Linked DNA regions of Mus musculus: region 1 is linked to region 2. A link is a loop called in an ENCODE intact Hi-C map of the cell type or tissue named here. Cell type or tissue: gastrocnemius. All regions are shown on one strand. Links, peaks and the distances in the headings refer to the core of each region. The heading gives the core; the rest is flanking DNA.

Region 1 (17,127 bases), core at 5,567-13,566, 1.1 Mb after region 2:
ACAAGGTCCCTAGAGGACAGCTTCTGAGGCAGACCCCATTTCGGGCTTCAGACATCCAGGCACCTTCCCTGCCAGAGGAGAGGTGTCTGCCCCACCGGGGAGGGCTTTGCCAGAGTACCTGGAGAAGCCATCTTGGTTCCCAGATCCCTCTGAGACTAGTCTGCGCAGGTGAGAGTATAGACTACAGAAGCTAACAGCTTCTGGGAAAACAGAAGCTAACAGCTTCTGGGAAAGGCTCTATTTCAGGCCTTCATATTCTGCCAGATATCTGTGCACATCCCCTACAAGAGGAGAGCTTGCCTCCAGAGAGTGCTCTGACCACTGAAACTCAGGAGAGAGCTAGTCTCCCAGGTTTGCTGATAGAGGCTAACAGAATCACAGGAGGAACAAGCTCTAACCAGAGACAACTATAACAAATAACTCCAGAGATTACCAGATGGCAAAAGACAAATGTAAGAATCTTACTAACAGAAACCAAGACCACTCACCATCATCAGAATGCAGCACTCCCACCTCACCCAGTCCTGGGCACCCCAACAAACCCGAAAACCTAGACCCGAATTTAAAAGCATATCTCATGATGATGGTAGAGGACATCAAGAAGGACTTTAGTAACTCACTTAAAGAAATACAGGAGAACACTGCTAAAGAGTTACAAGTCCTTAAAGAAAAACAGGAAACCACAACCAAACAGGTAGAAGTCCTTACAGAAAAACAGGAAACAGGTGATGGAAATGAACATAACCATACTAGACCTAAAAAGGGAAGTAGATACAATAAAGAAAACCCAAAGGGAGGCAATGCTGGAGATAGAAACCCTAGGAAAGAAATCTGGAACCATAGATTCAAGCATCGGCAACAGAATACAAGAGATGGAAGAGAGAATTTCAGGTGCAGAAGATTCCATAGAGAAAATCGGCACAACAATCAAAGAAAATGCAAAATGCAAAAAGATCCTAATTCAAAACATCCAGGAAATCCAGGACACAATGAGAAGACCAAACCTACGGATAATAGGAGTAGATGAGAATGAAGATTTTCAACTTAAAGGGCCAGCAAATATCTTCAACAAAATTATAGAACAAAACTTCCCAAACTTAAAGAAAGAAATGCCCATGAACATACAAGAAGACTACAGAACTCCAAATAGACTGGACCAGAAAAGAAATTCCACCCGACACATAATAATCAGAACAATAAATACACTAAATAAAGGTAGAATATTAAAAGCAGTAAGGGAAAACGGTCAAGTAACATATAAAGGCAGGCCTATTAGAATTACACCAGACTTTTCACCAGAGACTATGAAACCCAGAAGATCCTGGACAGATGTTATACAGACACTAAGAGAACACAAATGCCAGCCCAGGCTACTATACCCAGCCAAACTTTCAATTACCATTGATGAAGAAACCAAAGAATTCCATGACAAAACCAAATTCACACATTATCTTTCCACAAGTCCAGCCCTTCAAAGGATAATAACAGAAAAAAACATAAAAACAAAAACAATACAAGGACAGAAATCATGATCCAGCAAAAGCAAGAAGGTACTCCTTCCACAAACCTAAAAGAAGACAGCCACAAGAACAGAATGCCAACTGTAACAACAAAAATAATAGGAAGAAAAATTACTTTTCCTAAATATCTCTTAATATCAATGGACTCAACGCCCCAATAAAAAGACATAGATGAACAGACATAGATGAAATTTTTTTTCTTTTTTTTTATTGGGTATTTATTTCATTTACATTTCCAATGCTATCCCAAAAGTCCCCCTCACGCTCCCCCAACCACTCCCTACCCACCCACTCCCACTTCTTGGCCCTGTCGTTCCCCTGTACTGAAGCATATAAAGTTTGCAAGACCAGTTGGGCCTCTCTTTCTACTGATGGCCGACTAGGCCATTTTCTGATTCATATGCAGCTAGAGACACGAGCTCCAGTTGGGTACTGGTTAGTTCATATTGTTGTTCCACCTATAGGATTGCAGATCCTTTTAGCTCCTTGGGTACTTTCTCTAGCTCCTCCATTGGGGGCACTGTGATCCATCCAATAGCTGACTGTGAGCATCCACTTATGTGTTTGCTAGGCCCAAGAATAGCCTCACAAGAGACAACTATATCTGGGTCCTTTCAGCAAAATCTTGCTAGTGTATGCAATGGTGTCAGCATTTGGAGGCTGATTATGGGATGGATCCCTGGATATGGCAGTCTCTAGATGGTCCATCCTTTTGTCTCAGCTCCAAACTTTGTCTCTGTAACTCCTTCCATGGGTGTTTTGTTCCCAGTTCTAAGAAGGGGCAAAGTGTCCACACTTTGGTCTTCGTTCTTCTTGAGTTTCATGTGTTTAGCAAATTGTATCTTATATCTTGGGTACCCTAAGTTTCTGGGCTAATATCCACTTATCAGTGAGTACATATTGTATGAGTTCCTTTGTGATTGGGTTACCTCACTCAGCATGATGCCCTCCATATGCTTCAGTACAGGGGAATGCCAGGGCCAAGAAGTGGGAGTGGGTGCATAGGGGATTGGGGGGGGGAGGGTATGGAAGACTTTTGGGATAGCATTGGAAATGTAAATGAAGAAAACACCTAATAAATTTTTAAAAAGAAAAAAATACAAACAAACTAACAAAACAACAACAACTAGCCAGCACCTTGTGCTAACACTCTTTATATATGCTTTGCACTTAAATCTTGTTGATAGTATGTGAATATCACATAGTTGGTATGTGTACATTTGGAATTTAGAAGTTTTAAATACTATATATGTGCTCTAAATATAATTATAAGATATACAATTAAAGTAATTTTTATAAGTAAGTAATATCATAGGCACACAAAGGAAAGAACAGTTAGAGTGTTAAGACTGAAAAACAACTAAAAGAGAAAGAATGACCCCACATTTATTACAATTTATTTGACATACAATTCAACTACAGGGGTTTGGGGGAGTGAGAAGCAACACTTTTGAATTAGGAATTAGGAATCTCAGCTAGGGTCCTCCCCTCTCCCCATAGACTCCTGGCAGCCTTCCCCTGCCAGGCCTCCAGCTAGTCCCAGAGATGCCCCCTCCCCCACTGGTTTCCATTCTAACTCCTAGCCCTCTCCCACTCCCCTCTCCTAACACCTGATGTCCATCATCACTCCCCTTCTTACCTCCTCTCCTACCCAGTTCCCTCTTTCCATCTACCTCTAATGACTATTTTGTTTCCCCGTCTGAGTGTGATTCACACATCCTCCCTTGGGCCACTCCTTGTTCCCCAGTTTCTTTGGGTCTGTGAATTGTTGTATGGTTATCCTGCACTTTATGGCTAATGTTCACTTATAAGTGAGTACATAGCATACATGTCTTTCTGGGTCTTGGGTACTTCACTCAGCATGATCTAACAGGATAATTCTTATGTGTTGTTCTATAATGATTTTTCTATCATTATTTGATCTTTGTATATTACCTTTTTTTTTTACAAAGGTATTTTGCAGTTATAGCAGCAAAAGCTGCAGAAATGTGATATGCTTTTCTAGTTCAAAACTGCTGCTTTTAGGTTGAGAATAGAGCTCACAGATAGATCACTTGCCTGGCATATGTGCCATCTAGCATTTATTCCCAAGCACCACATATTCAAATACCCACACAAGTCCCATGCGCTTAGATTGGAGTTACACTGCACTAGACCCTGAGTTTAGTTCTAGCACCTGAGCATTTCAGATCAAAACATTCTATTTCAGTGACGAATTATCAACATGAGATAGACCCAATAGATTTTTATTCCTTCCAGCCTTGGTTAGGGAAGCTTCTTAACAGGGCAGTGTCTAATTTAGAGAGCTGTAACTGTTTAAGATGCTGTGAATAGGTATCTGTGAGTTCCCATCCAGAGATGTGGTACATATATGGAAACCCTGACATCACTCAAGGCTCAGGGAGCATTATGAAAGAGGGGGTGGGGGAAAGAATATAAGAGCCAGCAGATGGACAGGCATACTATGAAATGGTATTCTCTGGACACAGCATGGATAGTGCACATGAAGTCACAGCAACTGTGGTTACCTGTACAAGATCTGAAAAAAATATCTAAGGCAGATTTTAAAAGATTCAGCACAGTGGTAGAGAAGGCTCCTTAGAACCCAGCCCTACCTGGGTATCTACTGACAATTGATGGCTGATACAGGAGGGACAGTCAATTTTTTCTTTGTAGTGTAATCACTAACAGTTAACTACTTTGCCTGTGATGTCTCTACAACCATATATGCATGGGTAGCACTAAATATATTCAGTGGGTTAAAAAAATGTAAAGAGGACTTGAATCTAGAAGGAAAAGATACAGGGAGATAGGGAAGGTTAAGGGGAAGGAGGGAGTAGAGAGCAAGATATGATTGAGGTACATTATATACATTTATAAAAGTCTCCAAAAATTTAAACAATACTACATTGAGATCCCACCTAACTCTACTCAGAAAGACAGTCATTAAGAAAACAATAACTAAAGGAGTTACAGAGACAAAGTGTGGAGTAGAGACTGAAGAAATGACCACATAGTCAATTTACTAGAGACAAATCACTATAAACAACTTAATGACAATTTATATCATTGTTAAATTTTCTACCAAGTTACCCCAGATACAAAATTTTATTCCAAATTAGATACTCAATTGCATAATTTGATATATTCACTGAAATAAAAGGATAGAGTGACATCAGTTATTTAAAGATGTAATTTATAATTAAACATTTGTTGGACATATTAACAAATAAATGACCAAAAGCTGTTTATTCACCTTACAAAGTTGTATCAATTCAAACTTTAAGTTCCTAACATAACTAATAACAAGACTTTCTGTGTCTTCTCTTTAGACAAGGTGAATACCCAGTGCCCTCCCTTTAGACATGTTAATATCCATGCATGGAATTCCCAGTTTAAGCAACATTTATTTTAAGAACTAGATGCTGATTAAAAGCTGAGTTAAAGGGCTGGTGAGATGGTTCAGTGGGTAAGAGCACCCAACTGCTCTTCTGAAGGTCCGAAGTTCAAATCCCAGCAACCACATGGTGGCTCACAACCATCCGTAATGAGATCTGACTCCCTCTTCTGGAGTGTCTGAAGACAGTGTACTTACATATAATAAAAATAAATTAATTAAAAAAAAAAGCTGAGGTAAAGCTGCCTTTTTTTCAGAAGTTTTCATTCTGTACATGTAAAATTCAACAGAATCAGTACATAAAACATTTCAATACAAGTTTACCCAGATCAGCAAAACAATTGTCAGATTATTATGAAGCAAAACTAGTGCATTAGAAACTGTAATGTCGCTGACACCATTGCATACACTAGCAAGATTTTATTGAAAGGATGCAGATGTAGCTGTCTCTTGTGAGACTATGCCGGGGCCCAGCAAACACAGAAGTGGATGCTCACAGTCACCTAATGGATGGATCATAGGGCTCCCAATGGAGGAGCTAGAGAAAGTAGCCAAGGAGCTAAAGGGATCTGCAACCCTATAGGTGGAACAACATTATGAGCTAACCAGTACCCCGGAGCTCTTGACTCTAGCTGCATATATATCAAAAGATGGCCTAGTCGGCCATCACTGGAAAGAGAGGCCATTGGACTTGCAAACTTTATATGCCCCAGTACAGGGGAACACCAGGGCCAAAAAGGGGGAGTGGGTGGGCAGGGGAGTGGGGGTGGGTGGATATGGGGGACTTTTGGTATAGCATTGGAAATGTAAATGAGTTAAATACCTAATAAAAAATGGAAAAAAAAAAAAGAAACTGTAATGTCCTGAAAAAAAAACAGAAAAAGAAACTGTAATATCAACTTAGAATATGTGGAAAGCCCAATAGAACAGGCATAGTCTTTGTTCTATGGCCATAGTTAGTAGTGAGTAAAAGAGACAAAACCTCTACATTCTTGAAACTTGCATTCCAATGGAAGGGGAAACAGGGTAAATGATAATGAAAAAATATTTCTAATCCATTTTAGAAACACAAATTGGGATATCTAGACAGAATAAGTCAAATGTTTGTGAAGTTTTACTGATGGAAATTGTGGAATGTTGTTAGAAACTGGAGCATCTAAACTAATAAGGAAACCTGTTGTAATAGTTTAAAGTTTCATAGTGAATTCAGTTCATCTAAAATGAAATATAACTCCAGCCAACATACTAAAGTAGACAGTATAAATTTAGTACAGATAGTTCAAAAGGGCCAATAATAAAAAATTTGAAGAAAAAAATGCACCTTAAGAAATCAAGACTTGGGCTGGTGAGATGGCTCAGCAGGTAAGAGCACCCGACTGCTCTTCCAAAGGTCCTGAGTTCAAATCCCAGCAACCACATGGTGGCTCACAACCATCCTTAACAAGATCGGACTCCCTCTTCTGGTGTGTCTGAAGACAGCTACAGTGTACTTACATATAATCAATAAATAAATCTTAAAAAAAAAGAAATCAAGACTTAATTGAAGAGTGAACAATTTTTATTTTCCCTCAAACAAGTTACTAAACTTGCTGTTTATATATTGTTTATCTGATTCCTAGAGATTGCATTGCAAGCAGAGATCCAGCAAACAGTATCTTTGACCCCTTATCTGAGTTCTTTCTTCTGTGCTTCCTTGCCTTTGTGGCCTTCTTTTGCCCTGGAAGACATAGTCTTGGGCCTGGGTCAGGGTTAGTTCCTGAGAAAGAACCACAAATCATCTGTATCCACAACAACGTTTGGTCTTGGGTTTTGTTCCATTGGTCTACATGTCTGTTTTTGTGCCAGTGCCATACTGTTTTTATCATTATTACTCTGTAATATATCTTGAGATCTGGAGAGGTAATATCTCCAGAATTGTTTTGTTTTTGTTGTTGGTGTTTGTTTTACTTTGCTTTATTTTTCTTCAGGATCATTTTGACTATCTAAGATTTTTTGTAGTTCCATCAAAATTTTAGGATAGCTATTTCTATTTCTGATTAAAAAAATAAGATGGAGATTTTCATTTGGATTGCATTGAATCTGTAAAAGGCTATGGTAGAGTGGTTCAAAACCCCTCCATGAGTCCATGCATTGCAGATATGTCTATAGTGTTAAAAGCCAACTTGTCTGAGGTCAGCCATCCAGATGTTTGATTTTTTTGTTTTGCTCTTGTTCACCTCAAACAAGTTACTGAACTTCTCAGAGCCTCAGTTGCTGCCTCTGTAAAATGATAACAACAATAATCATATTCAAAAAGCAGCCAAGGGTGTGTTTGCCCATAATATTCCAACCAAGAAATGTGAACTACCTCTCCTCGTTCCCAAAATGTGTGTGTGTGTGTGTGTGTGTGTGTGTGTGTGTGTGTGAATATGGGTGAAGTGCCAGAAAGAGGCACTGGATCTCTTAAAGCTGCAGTTACCAGTGGTTGTGAGATGTCTGGTACAATGAGTGCTAGTAACCAAACCCCAATCCTTTTTGAGAAAAGCAAACACTCATCCACTAAGCCATCTCTCTAGCATTTTAATTTAGTGTTTAAACACCAAAGACTTACTGATGGTATCTATCAATTTTTTTTCAGTGCTGGAAATCAAATGTAGTGCTTATCCATGCTAGGCAAGTGCTGAGCTAAAAACCCAAACCTTGCTAAGTTTTTAGTTCATTCGTATTCTGGTTTTTGAGGTGGGGTATTACTCTGTACCCTACACTGTCTTGGAATTCAGTATCTTTTCACAGGCTGCACTGAGACTCACAGTGGCCTTCAGTCCCCTAGTACCTGTAACACTAACATTAACTTATATGGCAAATAGCTACAGTGCCCATTTGAAGCATTAATGGCAGCTGAGGCACCTGAAATAACTTCTAGACATCGTCCAACGTAACAACTACATTCACCAATGAGAAAACAGAAGCCCAAGTGGAAAAGCCACACCTGTGCCTTATCCCAGTTGATGACTCATTAGGTCCTCACTGGGCACAGGCTTTGTGTCAAATTTTATGCTGGATGGTGGAAAGCACAAAGACATTCACTTTCATGGAGACTGTAGTCTGGTTCTGGAGGAACACAGGAGCACACACAAGTCATGAATTCTAGTTGTGTGTTATAAAAGCTAAGAAAATTGTTACCCTAATTCCTGAGGAAGAGTGAGTGATAGATATGCCGTTGGCATTGTTCATTGAAATGGCTCACTGAATAAGTTTAAGTCTAGCTGCCTAGAAAATTCACAAAGACAAAATATTCTCATTTCGAAAATAGATATACCAACCTTTATCCTAAAGCATATAAAATAACTGAATTCTACATTTACTAATTCACATATGAATTAGTAAAATTTCAAACGACAGCTCTCACTTCTATCTGTGTTTGAGTCCTTCATGGCTAATACATTCTTACACTATTTAAATCAGTGCAAAACTTCAGTAAAATCACTGATTTTTTTTTTCAGCTCATTTCTAGAAATAAAATTCAACTGCATCAAACTTTACTTACATCTTTTATTCTGGGTTTTCTAGAAGGCAATGTCTCTGTTTTTATTATCTTAATTATTCTTATTCTCAATAGCTTATACTTTGGTATAAAGTAGACATAGTTATTAAGTTTAAATCGCATCTTTATATTCTTCCGTTTGTTTTTGAAAAAGGAAAGACAGCAATATAAAATAGCCTTTAAAAATATAATGTATGATTATGGAAAATATACCAGAAATCTGGGCTTGGTGACTCATGCCTATTATCCCAACACTGGGGAAGCTAAAGCACAAATCACAAATTTGAGGTCAGCCTGGACTACATTACAAGATCTTGGCTTGAGAACATAAAAACAAAAATAAAGAAAGGAAAAAGGGAGAAGGAGAAAAAGCAAGAGCAAAAGATATATATGTGTGTGTGGATATATATATATGTGTGTGTGTATATATATATATATATATATATATACCACACAAGGGAAAATGTGTCATATGCTCATGATGACTTGCAGAACTGTGACACCATCTTTGCCTTTGTAGTGTGTCCGAGGGTAAATTTAGTCATGTTAAAACTGTAATGGACAAATTGGAGCAGAGAGTGAGACAAGCTGCCGCAGCCATGGAAGGAGCTAGGTGGGCAGCTTCCATACAGGGTGCCTAGACTTGAGACAAAGAACATTTATTAGTATTTAAAATGGAAATGTAACTTTCTGTCCTGGTTTGCTGCTAGTTTGTGGTTTCTGGCTATAACAGCTTCAGCTTCGCATTCCTAGAATACAAGTTCAATTCCTGCTCTGAGCTGGTTTCATCTTGCTTAGGAAAATCTCAGGGTATTACAACCCCTTAGTCTAATGCCCTCATTAATTTAATACGGGCTAGACTGAGAAAACTGTAGAGTTTATATTTGATTAACACAATGCTTTCTCTTCAAAGTATATTTTCATAAAAAAATATTTTTGAGTTCCCTGTAGATACATACTTATTAAATGTGATCAATCAAAAGAAATAATACAAGTTCTAGGTTCCTCAGTGTCTATATATTTCCAAAGTCAAACCAGTAGATGAAGTATTTTTGTTTTTTGCTCAAGTTCCTTGGTTTAAAATTTAAAAATAATTAACACAAATTTTTTATTTTTTCTATTTTTCAGAAATTTAAATCATTCCAATTATCCAGCTACACACACAAAAAAAAATCTTGTTAGAATATTTTAAAAGTCAAAATTTATGAAAAGTCACTAAACTATCTCCCTAGAATATAAACTAAGATACATAATGCCACTACTCATAACATACTCAAACATAATATACTCAATATTGTTGTAAAATAAAAGAAATTTTAACATGGTTCTAATAATGAAATGTTACCTTTCAATAAAATTGATCAGAAATTTAGTAGCAGTGGCCACCAAGTGGACAGCTCTGGTATTACAACCAATTTCTACACCAGAGCAGGCTTGCTGTGGGTGTCATGAAAAGAGAGCTTAATAATTAAATAATACATCTTACGTAATTAACAAATATACTGTCACTGCTAATAACTATCAGTTTGGAACCCATCAAAGTTCAAGACCTACATGAATGAAATAAATAGCATTTTAAAATAAATACACTTTAAATCATTAGTTCTTGAACTGTGGTTCGCAACCCCCTTGGCAAACCTCTCCAAAATTATTTGTATCATGATTCATAGCAGTAACAAAATTACAGCTATGAAGTAACAACAAAACTAATGTTATGGTTAGAGTTCACCACAGCATGAGGAGCGACATGAGGGTCACAGCATTCGGAAGGTTGAGGACCACTCTTTGAAATCAACTGAATAAATATAAAGTCAATTTAGAGACAAACACAGGTAAATGTCCAATCCTTAATCCTATAATAACTTCCAATATTCATAATTATTACATTATTTAAAATAAACAATAAAGCACAAGGTCACAAATTCTATAATCACTGAAATAATCCACATTAAAGAGAATATCTGTGCTGCCTTTGCAGAGCATTAAACATGGTAATAGCACACAAAATGACGTGATGACTATATCCATCCAGATGGGCCTCTTTAGAATCCTGTTCTTCAAGGGAGAAAGTCCTGTTTACCTCAAGAAGTAGATCCCCATGGCCAAAAGAATAGTCACACAACCAACAACAATATCCAATGTCTAATAGTGTTTCTAAGAATTTCACGTAGACTAATTTATTAGTCCTCATAGTAATAAACAACCGTGGTGGATTGAATAATGTCTCACAAGTGATAGCAAGTCCTAATTTCTAGACCTTGTAAATGTTACTTTATGAAGATAGTCTTTGCAGATGTGACTAAAGCCCCTGAGATGGTGAAGTTATCCCAGATGGGTTTACACGTAACCAAAAAAGTCTCTACAGGAGAGGGGCAGGAGGAGATTAGATACACACAGAATAAAAGACACAGACTGGAAGGTGATAGAAAGAAGAGGCAGAGGCTGTGCCTTGTTTCCAGACGTGCTCTAACTTATTTTGTTTTGAAAAGTGGAGTTCTGATCAGTACTGGAAGAATGAAATAATCTTGTCAGTTTATAAAGTATTCCTTTGAATTGCCAATAACTCATTGTTTTATGTTTACACAATAGCCAGATCTATCCTTTGATTCTGAATAAAATTTTTCATTAGTTTCTTTAATAAAATTTAATTGTTATAAAACCTAATTTGCTTCACAGTGCAATACTTTCTCCAAATTAATGATGTATTTGTATGAGAGAAAAAAACGTGTTTGTTCTAAAACATTTATAGTTTCTGCCACCTTCAATGGCTCATGTATTTAACCAGGATTATTAAAATGGCAAAATCAAGAGAAGGGCTAGACAGTTTATTCTTTGCTTCAATATTTCCTGCTTCTGAAAGTTATCTATAACTCAGCCAATCTGAATTCCTTCCCTTATGGCCATCAAGGAAGTTAGGATGTTGGCTTGGGCAAGTGACCCAGATTACTGAGGGAGACTAGACTTCCCCGCAACTGAATTCTGTTTCTCCGCAATTCTCCTGTGTGCTTGCTTGCTCTCTCACTTGCTTGTTGGCCTGGTTTTCAGTTATGATCTTTCCACATAGTGCAGTCTAGTCTAATTCACTATATACCCCTATCAGTCCTCACTTCTCCTGCCTTAGCCTGCCAAATACTGGAATTGAAATAGTGAACAAGACCTCAAGACCCAGTCTTTCATTATTAAAATCCTCACATCTGCCTGTGCTGTGTAGCTGTGAATTAGTTAATCCGCTTTGGCTCCTGGTGGGTTGTGTGCTGCACCAGCCCAAGAGCTCTCTGGATTCACAAATGAAACACATACACACACACACACACAGAGAGAGAGAGAGAGAGAGAGAGAGAGAGAGAGAGAGAGTCAGTCACACGCGCGCAGCTCTTAAATCTAAATTTTATCTTGTTGCCCTGGTTCCTTCTGGGTGCCTCCGTTCCCACCATCTTTGCTGCCCAAAATGCTCTGGGCAGCCCTTCTGGGGAGCCCTTTCCTTCTTGTACCTACATTTTGACCATTACTCCCTCCTGTTCCTTCCAGGCATGGTCCACCCTTCTTCTGGTGGAGATCCTTTTTCTCTGCTCTGTGCTTCTTCTCCTGGGAACCTACAAATCCCGCCTCTCTCTCTGCCCAACATTGGCTGTTGGCTCTGTGTTGATCAATCAAAAAACCAGTTGGAGACAGTAACCTTCAATGTTTGGACATGCAGATTCCCAATTTGGAGTTCCAATCAAGACAGCATTAGAACCAATTCCCAACAGCTATGTACTTCCCATCAAAATGATTTACGATTTAAGAGTTATTTTTCCCCTAGTACAATGGCTTAATGATGCCACATAAATGTCATACAAATTTCAGCTACAAATCTTTATAGAATGGAAAGGCAAGCTCCAGTTTATATGCACTATAAACATAAAATTGAATTAAGAAGTGTCATTATTTTCATATCAAAAACTATAATTTCAAACATTACCCCTTGCAGCAATATTGTTTGGGCCCTGTATTACGTACAAATATATTATAGAAGATACAACACAAAAGTTAGTAGTGGCCAGGTGTGATAGAAGTAAGTTATGGGCTGGTGAGATGGCTCAATGGGTAAGAGCACCCGACTGCTCTTCTGAAGGTCCAGAGTTCAAATCCCAGCAACCACATGGTGGCTCACAACCATCTGTAACGAGATCTGGTGCCCTCTTCTGGAGTGTCTGAAGACAGCTAAAGTGTACTTACATATAATAAATAAATAAATAAAAAGAGTTTAAAAAAAAAAAGAAGTAAGTTACACCTTGATCTTAGCATTCGATTTGTTTTATTTTTTTAATTAAAAATGTTAAGATCAGCAAAGATTTTAATAAATAATGCACCAAAGAAGAGGCTAGTTTCTAAGAAGCAAATGATAAAGGAGTCAACAAAACAGTGAACTCAAATTTGAACTTCATGATCATGAAAATCTCGTTAAAGATTGTCCTTGAAAAACTTTTGAGATATCTGACGTTAAAAGATACATAGTATTTCAGAAATGTAGCCTTTATTTATTTATTTATTTATTTGTTTGTTTGTTTATTTTTATTTTAGTTTGGGGCAGATAGATTTTTCCTTTGGGAAGAACTAATTGATTCTTTGGCTATTTTAAATGTGGAGGTACAGGCTCAAAGCAGATAGGTATTTTTTCTAGCTCTTGAAATGAAATTCCATCTTACTTTAAAAGATACTGCTGCACATATTTACAAGTGTATGATGTCATCAATGTGAACTTGAAAACTAATAGGATGATAAAGCTTTTTGTGTTCTAGGCTCTTCTGTTCTCTGCTTTTCCTTAATTGTATTACCATCTACAATCTGACAACATAAATATTTATCTCTTCAGTCCTTGAATGTTTTTCTTTTTATTCATTTATTTATTTATTTTTTACATTCCAGATTTTACTTCACCTCTCCCCTCGGTCCACCCTTTGACTGTTCCATATCCCATACCCCCTCCCCAATCCCCTGTCTCCACGAGGATGTCCTCACCCGCTACCTACCCCACCCCCCAACTCCATCTGACTTCTAAACTCCCTGGGGCCTCCAGTCTCTTGAGGGTTAGGTGCATCATCCCTAACTGAACCTAGACCTGGCAGTCCTCTGCTGTATATGTATTGGGGGCCTCATATCAGCTGATATATACTGCCTGTTTGGTGGTCCAATATTTGAAAGGTCTCACTAATTGAGACTGCTGATCCTCCTACAGGGTCTTCCTCCTCCTCAACTTCTTTCAGCCTTTCCCTAATTCAACCACATGGGTCAGCAGCTTCTGTCCATTACTTGGGTGCAAATATCTGCATCTGACTCTTTCAGCTGCTTGTTGGGTCTTCCAGAGTGTGGTCATGATAGGTCCTCTTTTGTGAGCATTCCCTTATTTGATGCCCTGTCTTCTTGCTGGAGGTGGGCTCTATAAGTTCCCTCTCCCCAATGTAGGGTTTTCGTATAAGGTCCCTCTCTTTGAGTCCTGAGAGTCTCTCACCTCCCAGGTCTCTGTGGCACTCTGGAGGGTCCCCCCAACCTCCTATCTCCCGAGGTTGCCTGTTTCCATTCTTTCTGCTGACCCTCAGGCAATATCACTCTTGGGAATATACCCCAAAGATGCCCCACCATTCCACAGGTGCATGTGTTCCACTATGTTCATAGCAGCTTTATTTGTTCATAGCCAGAAGCTGGAAACAACCCAGATATCCCATAACAGAAGAATGGATACAGAAAACATGGTTCATTTACACAATGGAATACTACTTGGCTATTAAGAATAAGGACATCCTGAGTTTTGCAGGCAAATGGACTGAACTAGAAAGTATCATCCTGAGTGAGGTAAATCAGACCCAAAAGGATATGCATGGTATGTACTCACTAATAAGTGGATATTAGAAAGGAGAAAAAAAGCCCAAGATACCGTCCACAGAACTCAAAAGGTCAACAAGCTGAAGGACCCAAGTGAGGATGCCTCAGTCCCATTTGGGAGGAAGAAGAAAGCAACCAAGTGGGGAGGGAGAAAGGAAAAACGGATGGGGGTTGGAAAGGTATGGGTGGGGAGGTAGGAAGAGGGAAATCTGATCTGGTGTTGGGAATGTAGCCTTTAATCCCCTAAATCTTTTTGTTATCTAGATTTCGCAATTAATAGTATTTCAAAATGATGTATAAATTTGGAAAATTCATAGAGATTTTTTAAAAAGATTTATTTATTTATTATATGTAAGTACACTGTAGCTGTCTTCAGACACTCCAGAAGAGGGCGTCAGATCTTGTTACAGATGGTTGTGAGCCACCATGTGGTTGCTGGGATTTGAACTTCAGACCTTCGGAAGAGCAGTCGGGTGCTCTTACCCCATAGAGATTTTTCATTGAGATACCAAACTCCACAGATATTATTTACTCTTTTAAGTAAAGTTTAATGGATTTTAGAAAGTCATATATATAAATGAAATCTAACACTATCATAAGTATCCAGTTTTAGGACTCTTCGAACTTCCTCACATAGCCTCTTAAGCTATTTGTAGTTGTGAATTTCAAGGCAGTCCTGCCAAGACTCCAAAATTAAAAACCGATGATATGTCTCAAACAGATATCTGCAGAACATTTCACCCAAACACAAAAGATATATCTTCATCCCAGGGTAATGTGGAACCTTCTCCAAAATGGACCATATAGATGGTAACAAATCAAGTCTCAGCGGATACAAGAAAATTGAAATAAACCCCTGTTTCCTATCAGATGCAGTGGATTAAAGCTAGATTTAAACAACAGTAACAACAGAAAGCCTACAAATTCATAGAAATTGAAGAACTCTCTAGTCATTGACAACTGAGTCAAGGAAGAAATAAAGACAGAAATGAAAGGCATCCTAGAATTCATTGAAAGTGATTGCACAACATACCCAAACTTATGGGACAAAATTAAAGTGATTCTAAGAGGAAAGATCAGAGTACTAGGTGCCTTCATAAAGCATACAAATAGCGTACTAGTGACTTAACTGAACATCTGCACCCACTAGAACAAAAAGAAGCAAACACATCCAAAAGGAGTAGATGCCAAAAAAATAAATAAAATAAAATAATCAAACAGGGTTAAAAATCAATAAAATAACAACAAAAGAGAACAATGCAAAAAAATCAATGAAACAAAGACTTGGTCCTTTGAGAAAGTCAACAAGATAGACAAACCCTGATCCAAAGTAACTAAAAAGCAGAGAGAGTATATCCAAATTAACAAAATCAGAAGTGAAAAGGGGGACAAAACCATAGACATCAAGGAAATACAGTCATACTTCAAAAACACACATTCTGCAAAAATGAAATATCTAAAAGAAATGAACCACTTACCAAAGTTAAATCAAAATCAGATAAACAATTTTACTACACCAATAATCACCAAGGAAATTGAAGTCATTAAGAATCAAAAAAACAAACAAACAAACAAACAAAAAACAGGCCAGACAGTTTTAGCAAAGCACCCTTTGAGTATATGCCTAAGAATGGTACAGCTGGATCTTGAGGTAAATCTATTCCCAGATTCTCTAGGAACACCGCACTGATTTCTGTAGAGACTGTACAAGTTTACATTCCCACAAGCAACGTATTGAGTGTTTTCCTTGCCCCACATCCTTGATAGCATGCTCTGTCTTTTGTTATCCTGATCATGGCCATTCTAACTAGTATAGGATAAAATCTCAAAGTAGCTTTGATTTGCATTTTTCTGATGGCTAAGGATTTTGAACATTTCTTTAAATGTTTCCCATCCTTTTGTGTTTCCTCTATTCAGAAATCTCTGTTTACTTCAGTTCCCCATTTTAAATTAAATTATTGAGGGTTTGTTTTAGTTCTTTATATATCTTAGATACTAGCCCTTTTTTGAATGTGTAGTTGGTAAAGATCTTTTCCAATTTTGTAGCCTGCCATTTTGCCAGAATGATAGTGTCCTTTGCCTTGCAGAAGTTTTCCAGTTTTGTGAAGTCCCATTTATTAATTGTTGTTCTTAGTGCCTGTGCTATCAGTATCCTGTTCAGAAGTGTTTTCCTGTGCCAATGAGTCCAAGACTATTCCCCACTTTCCTTTTATTAGAATCAGGGTATCTGACCTTTTGTTGAGTTCCTCGATTCTTTGAGAGTTAAGTTTTGTGCAGGGTGACAATTATGGATCTATTTGCATTCTTCTACGATGACTTCTTCTAGTGTGTCTGAGAGAACATACATAAAATAAATTATGTTTTAAAAAAAGAAAGAAAATTGTCTTTTAAATTTCTGTGAATAGTTTTGTTGGAATTTAGGTGAAGATTGTGTTAAATCTGTAGATTGCTTTTGGTAGGGTGGCCATTTTCACCACATTAATCCTACCAATCTATGAAAATAGGACAGTTTTTTTTTATCTTATGTTTAGTCTCTTTCTTTTCTCAATGTCTGAATTTTTCTATTATACAAGTCTTGGATATACTCTCTGGCTTAGGTAGAATTACTAATATATTTGTGAGGCTACTGTGAAAACTATTGTTTCCTTCATATTTTCTCTCAGTCTGTCACTTTTATATTTGTGTCAATTTTGTACTCTGGTACTTTGGTGAAAGTGTATATTTTATCAGCTGTAGAATTTTTCTGGTAAAGTTTTAGTATCATTGCACTTATGAGGCTAATGTAAGAAGATCATAAGTTTGAGGCCAGCATGAACTATAGAGTA
Region 2 (17,127 bases), core at 3,863-11,862:
TTCTATGAGGGTGCTCACCCACCCATCCACTCCCGTCTTCCTACACTAGCATTCCCCTACACTAGGGCATCAAGCACCCTCAGGCCCAAGGGCCTCTCCTCTCAACAGTGTTCTTTTCTTTTCTTTTCTTTTCTTTTCTTTTCTTTTCTTTTCTTTTCTTTTCTTTCCTTTCCTTTCCTTTCCTTTCCTTTCCTTTCCTTTCCTTTCCTTTTCTTATTATTATTGGGTATTTATTTCATTTACATTTCCAATGCTATACCAAAAGTCCCCCACACCCTCCCCCCCCCACCCACTCCCACCTCTTGGCCCTGGCATTCCCCTGTACTGAGGCAGATAAAGTCTGCACGACCAATGGGCCTTTCTTTCCACTGATGGCCGACCAGGCCATCTTCTGATACATATGCAGCTAGAGACACGAGCTCTGTGTGTGTGTGTGTGTGTGTGTGTGTGTGTGTGTGCTGGTTATTTCATATTGTTGTTCCACCTATAGGGTTGCAGATCCCCCCAGCTCCCTGGGTACTTCCTCCAGCTCCTCCATTGGGGGCCTTGTGATCCATCTAATAGCTGACTGTGAGCATCCACTTCAGTGTTTGCTAGGCCCCAGCATAGCCTCACAAGAGGCAGCTATATCAGGGTCCTTTCAGCAAAATCTTGCTAGTGTATGCAATGGTGTCAGCGTTTGGAGGCTGATTATGGGATGGATATCTGGGTATGGCAGCCTCTAAGATGGTTCATCCTTTCGTCTCAGCTCCAAACTCTGTCTCTGTAGCTCCTTCCATGGGTGCCTAGTTCCCAATTCCAAGAAGGGGCAAAGTATCCACACCTTGGTCTTCTTTCTTCCCGAGCTTCATGTGTTTTGCAAATTGTACCTTATATCTTGGGTATTCTAAGTTTCTGGGCTAATATCCACTTATCAGTGAGTACATATTGTGTGAGTTCTTTTGTGATTGAGTTAACTCACTCAAGATGATGCCCTCCAGGTCCATCCATTTGCCTAGGAATTTCATAAATTCATTCTTTTTAATAGCTGAGTAGTACTCCATTGTGTAAATGTACCACATTTTCTGTATCCATTCCTCTGTTGAGGGGCATCTGGGTTCTTTCCAGCTTCTGGCTATTATAAATAAGGCTGCTATGAACATAGTGGAGCATGTGTCCTTCTTACCAGTTGGGGCATCTTCTGGATATATGCCCAGAAGAGGTATTGCTGGATCTTCCGGTAGTACTATGTCCAATTTTCTGAGGAACCGCCAGACTGATTTCCAGAGTGGTTGTACAAGCTTGCAATCCCACCAACAATGGAGGAGTGCTCCTCTTTCTCCACATCCTCGCCAGCATCTGCTGTCACCTGAATTTTTGATCTTAGCCATTCTGACTGGAGTGAAGTGGAATCTCAGAGTTGTTTTGATTTGCATTTCCCTGATGATTAAGGATGTTGAACATTTTTTCAGATGCTTCTCAGCCATTCGGTATTCCTCAGGTGAGAATTCTTTGTTTGGCTCTGAGCCCCATTTTTTAATGGGGTTATTTGATTTTCTGGAGTCCACCTTCTTGAGTTCTTTATATATATTGGATATTAGTCCCCTGTCCGATTTGGGATAGGTAAAGATCCTTTCCCAATCTGTTGGTGGCCTTTTTATCTTATTGACAGTGTCTTTTGCCTTGCAGAAGCTTTGCAATTTTATGAGGTCCCATTTATCGATTCTCGATCTTACAGCACAAGCCATTGCTGTTCTATTCAGGAATTTTTCCCCTGTACCCATATCTTCAAGGCTTTTCCCTACTTTCTCCTCTATAAGTTTCAGTGTCTCTGGTTTTATGTGGAGTTCCTTAATCCACTTAGATTTGACCTTAGTAGAAGGAGATAGGAATGGATCAATTCGCATTTTTCTACATGATAACCACCAGTTGTGCCAGCACCATTTGTTGAAAATGCTGTCTTTTTTCCACTTGATGGTTTTAGCTCCCTTGTCAAAGATCAAGTGACCATAGGTGTGTGGGTTCATTTCTGGGTCTTCAATTCTATTCCATTGGTCTAGTTGTCTGTCATTATACCAGTACAGTGCAGGTTTTATCACAATTGCTCTGTAGTACAGCTTTAGGTCAGGCATGGTGATTCCACCAGAGGTTCTTTTATCCTTGAGAAGAGTTTTAGCTATCCAAGGTTTATTGTTATTCCAGATGAATCTGCCCATTGCCCTTTCTAATTCGTTGAAGAATTGAGTTGGAATTTTGATGGGGATTGCATTGAATCTGTAGATTGCTTTTGGCAAGATAGCCATTTTTACAATGTTGATCCTGCCAATCCATGAGCATGGGAGATCTTTCCATCTTCTGAGATCTTCTTCTATTTCTTTTTTCAGAGACTTGAAGTTCTTATCATACAGATCTTTCACTTCCTTAGAGTCACGCCAAGATATTTTATGTTATTTGTGACTATTGAGAAGGGTGTTGTTTCCCTAATTTCTTTCTCAGCTTGTTTATCCTTTGTGTACAGAAAGGCCATTGACTTGTTTGAGTTAATTTTATATCTAGATACTTCATTGAACCTGTTTATCAGGCTTAGGAGTTCTCTCTTGGAATTTTTAGGGTCACTTATATATACTATTATATCATCTGCAAAAAGTGATATTTTGACTTCTTCCTTTCCAATTTGTATCCCCTTGATCTCCTTTTGTTGTCGAATTGCTCTGGCTAGGACTTCAAGTACAATGTTGAATAGGTTGGGAGAGAGTGGACAGCCTTGTCTAGTCCCTGATTTTAGTGGGATTGCTTCCAGCTTCTCACCATTTACTTTGATGTAGGCTACTGGTTTGCTGTAGATTGCTTTTATCATGTTTAGGTATGGGCCTTGAATTCCTGATCTTTCCAAGACTTTTATCATGAATGGGTGTTGGATTTTGTCAAATGCTTTCTCAGCATCTAACGAGATGATCGTGTGGTTTTTGTCTTTGAGTTTGTTTATATAATGGATTACATTAATGGATTTCTGTATATTAAACCATCCCTGCATCCCTGGAATAAAACCTACTTGGTCAGGATGGATGATTGTTTTGATGTGTTCTTGGATTCGGTTAGTGAGAATTTTATTGAGTATTTTTGCATTGATATTCATAAGGGAAATTGGTCTGAAGTTCTCCATCTTTGTTTGGTCTTTCTGTGGTTTAGTTATCAGAGTAATTGTGGCTTCATAGACTGAATTGGGTAGAGTACCTTCTGCTTCTATTTTGTGGAATAGTTTGTGCAGAACTGGAATTAGATCTTCTTTGAAGGTCTGATAGAACTCTGCACTAAACCCATCTGGTCCTGGGCTTTTTTTGGCTGGGAGACTATTAATGACTGCTTGTATTTCTTTAGGGGATATAGGACTGTTTACAACATTAACCTGATCCTGATTTAACTTTGGTACCTGGTATCTGTCTAGAAACTTGTCCATTTCATCCAGGTTCTCCAGTTTTGTTGAGTATAGCCTTTTATAGAAGGATCTGATGGTGTTTTGGATTTCTTCAGGATCTGTTGTTATGTCTCCCTTTTCATTTCTGATTTTGTTAATTAGGATTTTGTCCCTGTGCCCTCTAGTGAGTCTGGCTAAGGGTTTATCTGTCTTGTTGATTTTCTCAAAGAACCAGCTCCTCGTTTGGTTGATTCTTTGAACAGTTCTTCTTGTTTCCACTTGGTTGATTTCACCCCTGAGTTTGATTATTTCCTGCCGTCTACTCCTCTTGGGTAAATTTGCTTCCTTTTGTTTTAGAGCTTTTAGGTGTGTTGTCAAGATGCTAGTGTGTGCTCTCTCTTGTTTCTTTTTGGAGGCACTCAGAGCTATGAGTTTTCCTCTTAGAAATGCTTTCATTGTGTCCCATAAGTTTTTGTATGCTGTGGCTTCATTTTCATTAAACCCTAAAAAGTCCTTAATTTCTTTCTTTCTTTTTTTTTAATTAGGTATTTTCCTCATTTACATTTTCAATGCTATCCCAAAGGTCCCCCATACCCACCCCCCCAATCCTGACCAAGGTATCATTGAGAAGAGTGTTGTTCAGTTTCCACGTGAATGTTGGCTTTCTATTATTTATGTTGTTATTGAAGATCAGCCTTTGTCCATGGTGATCTGATAGGATGCATGGGACAATTTCAATATTTTTGTATCTGTTGAGGCCTGTTTTGTGATCAATTATATGGTCAATTTTGGAGAAGGTACCATGAGGTGCTGAGAAGAAGGTATATCCTTTTGTTTTAGGATAAAATGTTCTGTAGATATCTGTTAAGTCCATTTGTTTCATAATTTCTGTTAGTTTCACTGTGTCCCTGTTTAGTTTCTGTTTCCATGATCTGTCCATTGATGAAAGTGGTGTGTTGAAGTCTCCCACTATTATTGTGTGAGGTGCAATGTGTGCTTTGAGCTTTACTAAAGTTTCTTTAATGAATGTGGCTAACAGTGTTCTTTTCTAATCGGGTTATTTTAACACACACACACACACACACACACACACACACACACACACACACACACATACACATATATACTGGACACAAAATTGTGTCCTGGGACATAATGTCTTACCTGTTGTGATGATTATTCTTGGTTGTCAACTTAACTACATCTGGAATGAACTAAAATCCAAGAGGCTGGGTATAGCTGTGAAGGTTTTTCCTAATTGAATCCTTTGAAGTGGGAAATCTCACTTTTAATCCAGATCTTTGGAGGTAGGAAGATCCACCTTTTATCTGCGTCACACGTCTGGTGGCAGCCTGTACAAATGACATGGAAGAAGAAAGCTTTTGCCCTTTTTCCTGCTTGGCCTCACACTTGCTGGCAAGTTCATTCCTCCACTGGCCTTAGGGCCTGCTTCCCTCGGGATGCTGGCACATACTGCCATGTACTGAAGAGCAGCTGAGACAGCGTAGTGAACTGGATCCTTGTACCTTCCGTTGACAGCCATTGTTGGGCTGGCTGAACCACTGCCCGTAAGCCATTTTAGCAAATCACAGTAGTGAGTTTTGAGTTTAATGAAAGATCCTGACTCAAACCAGTAAGGTGAGACGCATTAAAGAGTTACTCATTGCCCTGCCTCCAGTGTATCTGGCCTCCAGTGTATCTGAAATGGGAATAAAGGCCCCTTTCAGTTTGCTGCTTCTAGTATAGTTGAGTAATAAAAAATTACATTATGTGAATTATAGAACCAGGGTATATGAAGGCACGAAAGATAAACCAGTCAGTATCAGAAAGTGTCAAGATATCTCAAACATACAAGTCAAAAGATTAGGCCCTTAGGATTCTCTCTCTCTCTCTTGTTTTTTGTTTGTTTGTTTGTTTGTTTTAAATTTTATTTTTAGAGGCAGGGTTTCTCTGGGCAGTCCTGGGTGTCCTGGAACTCACTCTGTAGACCAGGCTGGCCTCGAACTCAGAAATCCGCCTGCCTCTGCCTCCCAAGTGCTGGGATTACAGGCATGCTCCACCACTGCCCAGCTAGATACCTCTTAAAATTGCTTATTTAAGTCACATGGTAAAATAAGTCAGTCTAGCTGCTGAACAGAATGTCTCACCAGCCCTTCCGAATAGACATTTTTGTTGTAGATTTATTCATTTTATTTCATTTGTATTGACTGTTTGACTGTGCTCCAATTAATTCCCTATCCATCACCAAGGCAACTTATAGAAGAAAGATTCGATTTGGACTTTACAGTGTCAGAATTTAGAGTCCATGATCAGCACGGCAGGGAACATGGCAGCAGGCAAGCAGACAGGCATGGGGTTGGAGCAGTAGCAGAGGAAGGAGGCAAAGAGCACACTGGGAATGGGGTCTTTGTGGAACTTCACAGTCTGTACCCAGTGACATGTCTCCTCCCTCACACCTTCTAATCCTTCCCAAGCAGTCTCAACAACTAAGTGAAACATTATGCAAATTATTCAAGCATGAGCCTGTGAGGTCATTGTTACTTGGGTCACAATCTTTGTGTGTGTCTGTGCACTGTGTGCAGGCATGAGGCCCATGGAATTCAGAACAGGGCATTGGATCTCCTGAAACTTGCATTATAGATGGTTGTGAGCCACCATGTGGGGGCTGGGAACCGAACCTAGGTTCTCTGCAGGAGCAACAAGTGCTCTTACTCATCAGTCCATCGACCTAGCTCCTGAACAGAATCTCTTACTGAGAGTCAGACCCTTAATTTTTTCTTTGCCTTATGGGTAAGACATTTGAATTTTAATTAAGTCACTTCTCTCTATATAGGTCATAAACTATTTTCCTGCATTATCTATATATTTATTTGAAAACTATTTTGTTCATTTTTTAAGTTAGATTATGTGTTTATTTCTTTGGATTTTTATTTGGTCTATGCAAAGATTATAAAATAGTGAATGCCTTTAGTATAATGGGATATTTGCAATATACTTGTTTCAGTGTGAGAGCAAATATAATACATCTAAGAAGATACCTTACCGACAACATATAGATTGGTCGCGTTGAACAAACCAGACAATAAATAAAGTTTTGTTATCATGGAGAACCCGCACAGCTAGCTGATGGATACTGCAGGCTGGAAGATTGGGCTCTTTCTCATGGGAGCTGCTGATCCCCCAATTTTGGTCGTTACACGCTGGAATCTCCCCAGCTGCATGGGAATGAACAGAAGCAAGAACAATGGACAAGACGAACCCAGTGTTCATAACGTATTTCTCCTGCACTTTGTGAGATGACGTGTGCATCTTCTAAAAAGTCCATTTGTTCTGGGGGTATTTTGAATGATTTGTATTTTTTCAGCCATCAAGGAGACCATTTTTACATAATATATCTTTTTTTTTTTTTTCAATTACGTTATCAACTGTCCAAAGCTACCCCAGCCTCCAGAAAAGGTTTTGCCGCATTTGCTCTCAGAGAACTAACGGTAGAGCCTGACAGGAAAGTTTCAGTGAGATGGAAAGAAAATGCTAGCCGGGTATGCCCTCGGAGAGAAAATAGAAAGAGTGCTTACAGCAGCTTTTCGAGAAGTCAGTAGGGCAGATAGAGAAGCAGCTCCGCTGTATGCAGGTCAGGCGAGGTGGTGCTGTGCTTGGAGTTCCAGCCCGGCGACGCTGAGGTACTGTTCAAGGAAGTTTTGTTTTTTGGTTTTTGTTTGGTTTGGTTTGAATGGGGGAGTTACTTTTTAATTTTTATTTTATTTTTTCTATTTATTCACTTTACATCCCACTCACTGTCCCCCTCCCGGTTATCCCCTCCCTCTGAGCAGATGAGTCGTTCCCTCCCCCCCCCGCCCCCCCCCCCATATCCCCGCACCCTGGCACGTCAAGTCTCCGTGGGGCTAGATGCTTCCTCTCCCACTGAGGCCAGACAAGGCAGCTCATCCCGAAGAACATATCCCACAGGCATGCAACAGCGTCTGAGATAGCCACTCCTTTCCCCCTCCATGCCCCTACCCTGCTCCAGTTATTGAAGACCCACATGAAGATGAAGACCAAGCTGCTACATATGTGTGGGGAGGCCTAGGTTCTGCCCATGTATGCTCTCTGAGAAGCCCCAAGGGTCCAGGTTAGTCGACTGTGTTAGTTCTGCCTCTGGAGTTCCTAACCCTTTCGGAGCCCTGAGTCCTTCCCCCCCAACTCTCCGTGCTCCATCCACTGTTTGGCTGTGGGTATCTGTGTCCATCTGAGTCAGCTGCTGGGTGGAGCCTCTCAGAGGGCAGCCACGCTAGACTCCTGTCTGCAAGCATCGCATCATCATCAATAGTGTCATGGATTGGTGTTTGCCCGTGGGATGGGTCTCAAGCTGGACCGGTTATTGGTTGGCCATTCTCGCAGTCTCTGCTCCATCCCCTGTGCCATGCCTGCATTTTTTTTTTGTAGACAGGATACATTTGGGGTTGAAAGCTTTGTGGGTGGGTTGGTGTCACTATCATTCCACTGGGGTTCCTGCCTGGTTACAGGAGGTAGCTTCTTCAAGTTCCATATCCCCAATGCTGTGAGTCACAGCTAAGGTCACGGGGGGGTTATTTTTAAAAGAAGCAGATACTTGAAGATATATTTTTCTGTTGAAATGAACCCGTACTGTTGATAACAGAGCAGAGGGAAGACGCTTCGTTATTTTGGTCCTGCTGAGTTGGAAATACTAATTTTCAGAATATTTCTTCGGTGTAAACAGAGTTTACAAAAATTTCTACCTATTTACTGCAACAAAAAGAAATAAAAATTTAGGGCTGGAGAGATCTCCAGCCCTTAAAGGCTAGGCTCACAACCAAAAGTATAAGAAATAAATTTCCCCCAAATGCTATGCGCCAGGTGTGTTGCTGACCATTTTAACCACCAGGGGGCAGTATTTATTAAATTAAACAGCAGCCACCAGTCAACCTTGAAGTGGTGTTTTGCAAAATATTTCATTTCAGACATCATAAAATTATAATTCTGTGAAAAATGCATATATTCATACAATTTTCAAGATATAATTTTTTTTTATATTGTAAAGATTATAAAGCATTCCGATGTATCTTACATGCTGACATTTTAAAGTAAGTAACATCCTTTTCACATATCGAAGGAAATCTACGTATCATAGTGATTTCATACCCGTTCGTTACCATCTCTTTAAACATTGCCAAGTGCAAGCACCAGAGGACACCCAGGAAGATGTGCGATGCCCCTTTCTCTGTCTAGTAAAACCTCACCCTTGTAATTAATGAAACAAAGTTTCAAAATTTACTTGTTTGTTTATTTATTGAAATGAGGGCATTGTGTACCAGCATGGTACAAAGATAGACTTTCAAAGGAAACAACCATCCACACAAATAAAATACAATAGGAATGATTTTAAAATGGTTTAAATAGTTTCTGACAACTTTTCATGTCCAACATTTTCAGCAAATCGACTTTAGTTTTCCTTTCTTTGACATTCCTTAGCTCTCTTCATCCTCTGCTTCTTCAGTTTAGGTTTTGTTCGTTACTGAGGAAGCACTGATGGCCAGACTTGGTTCAGTCCATGAGAAAACAGGAACAAAATTTCTCTCCCATTGTCTCTTTGATCTTAGAGATTTCTTGGGCCAATTTTTCAATTTTCCAGTGAGTCACTGAATTCCAATATTAAATGTTTCTAATTTATAAGAGCTCCTTATTTGTTCTCAGGATTGGAATCCAATTCCTTGGCCAGGAAATATATTTCATGTCAGCTTTCTTCCTTTTGTGTTCTCCCGATGGTAGGTCTGGAGAAGGGCGGGGGCTCATCTCATTTACAAGGTGGTATTTTGACTTGCTGGTGAATCTTGGTTTTCTGTTCATGTTTAGGACACTCAGAGACTTACTGAAAGCTCTAGGAACATGGGAGTATTATTGACACAGTCTGTGAACTTCAGTGTTGGATAATAAGGAATCCATTTAGCATTTTTGACTCTCATCAACTGTAGTGTCCACAGGGCTATGTGTCTGATCAGTTTGTTTGTTGATTTGTTTTAAGTAGAGATTCAGGGTCATGTTACTTTATATGCAATATCATTTTTTATTTAATATTTTTTATTAGCCATTTTCTTTATGTACATTTCAAATGTTATCCCCTTTCCTGGTTGCCCCTCCAAAAACTCCCTATCCCACTCCCCTTCCCCTGCTTCTATGAGAGTGTTCCCCTACCTGTACCCACTCACTCCTACTTCCCTGTCCTGGCATTCCCCTACACTGGGGCATCCAGCCTTCACAGGACCAAAGGTCTCTCCTCCCAACGATGTCTGACAAGGCCATCCTCTGCTACATATGTCGCTGGAGCCATGGGTCGCTCCATATGCACTCTTTGGTTGGTGGTTTAGTCCCTGGAAGCTCTGGGGTGTCTGGTTGGTTCATATTGTTGTTCCTCCTATGGGGCTGCAGCTCCTTTGGTCCTTTCTCTAGATCCTCCATTTGGGGACACTGTGCTCAGTCCAACGGTTGGCTGAGAGCATCCACCTCTGTATTTGTCAGGCACGGGCAGAGCCTCTCAGGAGACAAAGTGTGGAGCAGAGACTGAAGGAAAAACTATCCAGAGACTGCCCACCTGGGGATCCATCCCATATACAGTCACCAAACCCAGACACTATTGTGGATGCCAACAAGAGCTTGCTGACAGGCGCCTGATGTAGCTGTCCCCGTCCTGAGTCTTACAGAGGTGCTCCCTTTGGGAAGGGATGCTTCAGACAGGCTCTGTATTGGTGTCACGGATGTGCTGCTCCATGACCACTAATTCAAGTGGTTTTAAAGTGCTTTTCTGAAATCTTGAGGATTTTAAGATGCCCTGTGTAATAGTGAAAAACATCTGGGAAGTTAATTTTGGAGGTCCCTGCAAACTCTACTGCTGGTTTTATTTATTTGAAATGTAAATAAAGAAAATATCGAGTAAATAAAAAAAGACTCGGGAGGGAAAGGGAATTGCGTATAAAGGCTCTTGCAGTAAACAGAACTCATTTCTCAGGAAACTGCCCAGCTAGATGGACAAGGCTTCTCCCCTAGGTTATACAAGCTTTGAACTGCTAGAGAGAGGAGACTGGCTGGGAGGAGTGGAGCTGCCGGGAGCTGAGCCGGAGGCTGTAGGGATGCAGCCCTTGTGAGTCCACACCTGTGCTGCAGCGGGACTTTGGTGTGTTCCTGTGTAAGTAATTCCTCAACTATACTACCATAAATGACGTCAGTGAACTCACTGCCTCTCTAAGTTAGCTTTGGGTAGAACTGTTTCTTTAGTCTGTTGTAGTGCCTTGCTATCTGGGGGTGAATAGATGTTTGCTCATAGCACCCCAGAAAAGTTACAAAACACTGGTCACATGATAAAGCCCAGTCTCAAAAATGAATTATGACTTGTAGTAGTATTTTTGTTTTTTTGTTTTGTTGTTGCTCACTGTGTATCTGAGTATGGCCTCGAATCCTGATCCTCTTGCTCTTACTTCTCCAGAGCAGTGATCATAGATATGTACCACCATGTCCAGCTTTGTCATTTGCATTTAAGCTAACACACATACACACATGCATGCGTGCATGTACACACATACACACATGTACACACATACACACATGCATGCATGTACACATGTGCATGCATGTACACACATACACACATGCATGCATGTACACACATACACACATGCATGTACACACACATGCACACATGCATGCATGTACATACACACACACACACTGATATGTTTGATCCTTCTGGGAAGTGGAAATACTCATATAAATGAATATTCTATAGACTCTATTTAATAACTAACTGCGGATTATGAGTTTTCACTTAGATTAAGAGTTATGTATAATATGACTTCTCTGTTCCCTAAACGTGCATACTAGAGATTCAGTCTCTAGTGATAGAGGTACTGAGACTTTTAAGAGGTAACTGGGTCCTGTGTTGCACCATTATGAAGGGGTGAGTAACACTCCCGTGGCAGTGTGCTAGTTGTATAGTAACAGGCTGTTACAGAACACATCTGACGTCTCCTTCACTCTTTCGCACACACACTTCTTCCACAAGCACCTGCTTGCTCTCTTGTTTTCCCGTCAGGCCTGGCACCGCATGGCGTTCTTTCCAGAGGCGGATACTATGCAGACTCCTTATGTTGGAGGTCTGGGCTGCAGAGCTGTGAGACACAGTAGCTGCTTTGCTTTATCAATACTCACGGTCAGGGATGTTGCTATAACAGCAGAAAGTAGACTACAGTAATCTGACAGCTTATAAATCCAGAGCCGGTGGGGAGAAGTAGACAAAAAGCATGCGAATGAGATGCAGTGGACAAAGAACTGCCATGGATTCTTTCATGATACTGAAATGCATCATCATCTTGGCTTTGAGCGTTATAATGCCAGGAAAAATAGGAAAACAATTCAATATTTGATTCATAACGTCAACAAGAGGTGATGAGCCTTATGTTAATATGAGAGGATGCATCCCCGGGTTCTAGTCTCTATTATGTCTACTGATTGACACAATGAGTACAAGCGATGAGACTTTGGGGCTGTGACTATCTCCTTCCTTTATCACATCATAAACATAGATGGGACCACAGCGCACCTGCAGAGGGTGAGAACTGTGCTCTGCTATCCTGCCTCGTCACTGCCTGCCTTAGATTAAGAGTAGCTTTGAGAATCCTATTAAGAAAAAGCAGCTTATCCTTCAGGCCTCAGCCATCAAAGGTAGAGGATGAGGGTGGCGTGTGTAGCACACGGTAAGGGGTCAATCTGTTTAATAGTTAGACCCTGGAGCTAACTAGATAGTTAACCTAGATGAACTGGTGAGCTTGAGACTGTCTCAAAAATACGTATGGTAGACAGCAACTGAGGAATGCACTGGTCTCCAGCCTGTGCATGTATGAATACATGTGTGAATGCACACCTTGCATGCATACATGCACACAAACCTACATGAACACATACCAAGAAAAGAAAGCTACATGGCACCAGAGGAACAACACCTGTGGCTGTATACTGGCCTCTACATACAGATGGGTGCACTGGCACACATGTGAAAACACACAAGTACACACAAGTACACACACACACACACACACGAGAGAGAGAGAGAGAGAGAGAGAGAGAGAGAGAGAGAGAGAGAGAGAGATTTCTTTAGTCATTCAAATAACTGAGTATTATCCTACTTATTACCAGGTGTATTCTATATAGCTAAGCTTGCCAGATAATTGATCGTGAGACACATGCAGCATTAATCTACACTTTACACAATATTATGCTGTGTTATATGGCAAAGGGCAAGCTTCCTTGCACAATGTCTCGTGAGAAAGAGAATTCAGATGTACTGCCAGGAAATTCATCTTGTTTTACATACTAGACCAGCTCTGTGACAGCTGTAGATGAGGAAGGCCAGCTAAACCAGACTGTAGAAATGAATCACTTAAAGGTGGGAGATGGAGACATTGAAGAACTAGGGCTACAACGTCCTAGATGCCTATCTGAAGCTCATCCTTGCCTCCAGCAGGAGTTTGGATGATAGTCAATATTTCCTTTTATCATTTCCATATTCGATGGGTGGAGTGAAGAGAGCAATTTGTCCTTTCTTCCTCTCTGAAACTTGGCACATTGCCTCAGTTTTTGTTTAGTAATTTCATTGTTTACCCTAAACATTTAAAAAACGCCTCTAGATAGCTGGAAATGACATAGCAGTATGTGTGGGCAAAGATAACAGAGGTGAGTGTAGTTGTTTAGGGTTGGTATAGCTTAGTGAGCTTGAGAAGGAGAATAAGGCTCTCAAGTGAACGGGGGCACAGTCAGCTTTAGAAAATGTTATCCTGAAAGAGCAAAAATGTATTAATTATAGTTTGAGGAGGCAGGGCGTTCAGTTCAATGGGAGAACATTTGCCAAGTATGCAAACCCATGTTGCCCTGGGTTTGATCTTTAAAAATTAGTTCGTCCCACACTGTACCTGTTGGATAGAGGCAGATCAGAATGGGAAATTCTATTTTGTTGGTAATTGTTTGCTAGCAGTTCAGTTTGTTGGTGCATTTGTTAACTTGATTAATGAAACAGAATGCTCAGAGCACAGCCCCATTTATTCTTCTGTAAAACAGATTGTTTATCTTTGTTTTAAAAGTTTCTTTCCAGAGCTTATTGCTTTTGTCCCTCTTAAACTCCCCTCAGAGATCTAAATGCATCGCATCTTTGTGGCACCGGGAGAGCTTCAACGTGAGCAGCTCCCGCACTGCCCATTGGCCTCTCCAATTTCCTTTCAAACCAACATAATCCTGATGATGAATAGATTGTTTAAATTGAGCTCAGAGATATCCCAAAGAAGCAGCCATCTTCCTTGAGCCACCGGAGCCCTTGGCCCATGTACATGTTCACAATTGATTCCAGTGTCATTCAAAGACCCGGTCTCTAGTCACAGGTTTTGTAATCATATAGTTCAGGCACACTTGGGAGTAGCTCACCCATCGTGAGAAAAATTAGCAAGACTCACATTGGGGGCAACAGCTAGGGAAAAAGGTCGGGGCTTTGCTTAAGTGATAAGAATTGTGGGAAATGCTTCTCTCCACTGAACCAAAAGCAAAGCAGGAAGAAATTCTTGTAAGGAATTTTGCAACTGAGAGGAGCTTCTTCTGCTTCTTCTTCTTCTTCTTCTTCTTCTGCTTCTTCTTCTTCTTCTTCTTCTTCTTCTTCTTCTTCTTCTTCTTCTTCTTCTTCTGCTTCTGCTTCTGCTTCTGCTTCTGCTTCTGCTTCTGCTTCTGCTTCTTCTTCTTCTTCTTCTTCTTCTTCTTCTTCTTCTTCTTCTTCTTCTTCTTCTTCTTCTTCTTCTTCTTCCTTCTCCTCCTCCTCCCCTTCTTCTTCCTCCTCCTCTTCCACCTCCTTCTTCCCCTCCTCCTCTTTTTCTTCTTTAAATTATCTTTAATTTTTTTTTTACAGTCCAGTCTTTATCCCCCTCCCAGACCACCCTCCAACAGTTCCTCATGCCATTCCTTCTCTCCGTCTCCAAGAGGATGTCCCCACCCTACCAGGCCTCCCACTCCCTGGGCCTCAAGTCTCTGGAGGGTTAGATGCATCTTCTCTCACTGAGGCCAAACCATGCAGTCTTCTGCATGAGTCAGGGGCCTCATACCAGCTAGTATATGCTGCCTGGTTGGTGGCTCAGTGTCTGAGAGATCTTGGAGGTCCAGGTTAGTTGAGACTGCTGGTCTCCTATGAGGTTGCCCTCCTCCTCAGCTTCTTCCAGCTTTTCCCCAATTCAACCACAGAAGTCCCCAGCTTCTGTCCACTGTTTGGGTGTAAATATCTATATCTGATGCTTTCAGCAGCTTGTTGGGCCTCTTGGAGGGCTGTCATGCTAGGCTCCTGTCTGTAAGCACACCATAGCATCAGTAATAGTGTCAGGCCTTGGACCCTCCCTTTGAGATGGATCCCAAGTTGGACCGGTCACTGAACCTCTTCTTCATTTTTGTCCCTGCAGTTCTTTTAGACAGGAACAATTCTGGGTCAGAGTTTTTGGCTGTGGAGGGCAAATCTATCCCTACTTGATGCCCCCTGTCTTTCTACTGTAAGTGGACTCTACAAGTTCCCTCTCCCCACTGTAAGGCATTTCATCTAAGATTCCTCCCTCAGAGTCCTGAGAGCCTCTCACCTCCCATGTTTCTGGTACATTCTAGAGGGGTCCCCACCCTCACTTCCTATATCCTGAGGTTACCTGTTTTGATTCTTTCTGCTGGCTCTCAGGGCTTCACTTCTGTCCTCTCCCCACGCCCCGCCAATACCTGATCATGTTCACCCTTTCCCCTCCCTGTCCCCTATCCCACCTAGGTCCCTCCCTCCCTCTGCCCCTGGTGATTGCTTTCTCTTCCCTCCTAAGTGGGACTGAGGTGTCCTCATTTGGGCCCTTGGCTTGTTAACTTTCTTGAGTTCTGTGGATTGTATCCTGGGTATTGTATACTTTTTTGGCTTATATCTACTTATTAGTGAGTATATACCATGCCTGTCCTTTTGGGTCTGAGTTACCTTACTCAGGATAATATTTTCTAGTTCTATCCACTTGCCTACAAAACTCATGATGTCCTCATTCTTAATAGCTGAGTAGTAGTATTCCATTGTGTAAATGACCACATTTTCTGTATCCATTCTTCTGTTGTGGGACATCTGGGTTGTTTCCAGCTTCAGCTATTATAAATAAGGGTGCTATGAACATAGTGGAGCACGTGTTCCTGTGGCAGGCAAACACTTATATACATAAAATATAAATAAATATTTTTTTAACTTGTTTTCAAAAAGGAACTGAGTGCATTTTGTAACTGACATGATCTAACTTTGAGAAACTGTTAGCCTGCTGGGAGGGCCTGGAAATAGTTTCCCAATGCTTCAAAACATCTCCATGAATTTTAGTCTTGTTGAAAAAAACATATAGTGAAGCCAGGACCTTGAATGTCCTAGATGGTAGTAACAGGCTCCCATATAGCAAGATGAGAGGAAAGCATACTAGAAGCTCTCGATTTCCAATTTTCCGAGATCTACCTGTATGTATATGAGTGCTTGCCTGCAATGCATGTATGTGTACCATGTTCATGCCTGGTGCCTACGGAGGCTGGAAGAGGGAGTTGAATCCCCTGGAACTGTAGTTATGTATGATTAGGAGCCACCAGGGAGGTGGTGGGAACTGAACCCAAAACCTCTCTAAGGGCAACAAAGGTGCTTTTTAAATTTTTTGGTTTTTATTTATTTATTTTTAATCACTGAACTATCTCTCCAGCCACTTCATTCTTCTGTTTTGAATGTGGAGCACTGGGGGATAAAATAATAAAAATTTTAAAGTAGTCTTGTGTGGTGGTTTGAATATGCTTGGCCCATAGGGAGTGATACTGTTTGGAGGTGTGACCTTGTCAGATGAAGTGTGTCATTGTGGGGGGTGAACTTTGGAGGTTGCCTCATATGCTCTGGTTCCATGTACTGACATCTTCCTCCTAACTGCCCAAGGAAGCCAGTCTTCTGGTTGCCTTTGGAACAAGATGTAGAGCTCTTAGCTCCTTCTCTAGCACCACGTCTACCTGCATGCTGCCATGTTTCCCACCATGATGATAATGGTCTGAACTTCTGAAACTGTAAGCCAGTCCCAATTAAATGTTCTCCTTTGTAAGAGTTGCCTTGGTCATGGTGTCTCTTCACACAAATGAAACCTTAACTAAGACATCTTGTCTCTTTAAACAAATGGTCTTCACAGATTAGGCTTTGTTAAGTTGTATGAAAAAGATGCAATGTCCCGAGGTGAGCATTAGATTTGTCAACAATGAAGACCTGTGTAAATTTGGGAAAGATGTGATGGGGGCAACTGAAAGTCACATGATCAGGAAAGCTGGTATCAGGTGGGCAGCACGTTCTGATGGTGACACAACAGCCTGTATACTAAATGCACTTGTTCTATATAGCTGAAGAAGATGGTGGGTTTGCTAATTTTAGTAGTGGGCCTCTGTAGGGGAGTAGTCTCAGGTTGCAGTAATCTGAGAGGAGTTTAGAGAGAATCTCTTATAAGCATTACCAGTCAATTAAAAAGCTTATGGCCAATGAGCTGAGGCAGAAAATAGAAGTGGGCCATCTGGCAGGGAGAGAGAGAATTCTGGGAAATAGTCAAGCATTTATTAATAAATCATTAGTCTCAGAGTCATTATTTCTGGGAATTAAGTGGCTGGGAAGGAAAACTTAGTTTTTT

The links. Hi-C counts contacts between places; a loop is a spot of excess contacts. Peaks named below come from ENCODE experiments on the same cell type or tissue, not always from the same donor. Only the 100,000 strongest peaks of a DNase experiment are listed, where the experiment ranks them.
Region 1: it touches region 2 in a loop (10-fold over the local background); 15 of 42 quality-filtered maps call a loop at or near these places.

Annotation. Positions count from the first base shown.
Region 1 is chr17:16,891,120-16,908,246 of GRCm38, forward strand. No RefSeq gene overlaps it. Among named protein-coding and RNA genes, the nearest start is that of BC002059, 52 kb to the right of the region's middle. In gastrocnemius, for the core only: a CTCF peak has its summit at 9,826; DNase peaks (open chromatin) are centred at 9,833 and 13,468.
Region 2 is chr17:15,778,940-15,796,066 of GRCm38, forward strand. No RefSeq gene overlaps it. Among named protein-coding and RNA genes, the nearest start is that of Rgmb, 44 kb to the right of the region's middle. In gastrocnemius, for the core only: a CTCF peak has its summit at 8,283 (motif pointing right); a DNase peak (open chromatin) is centred at 8,290.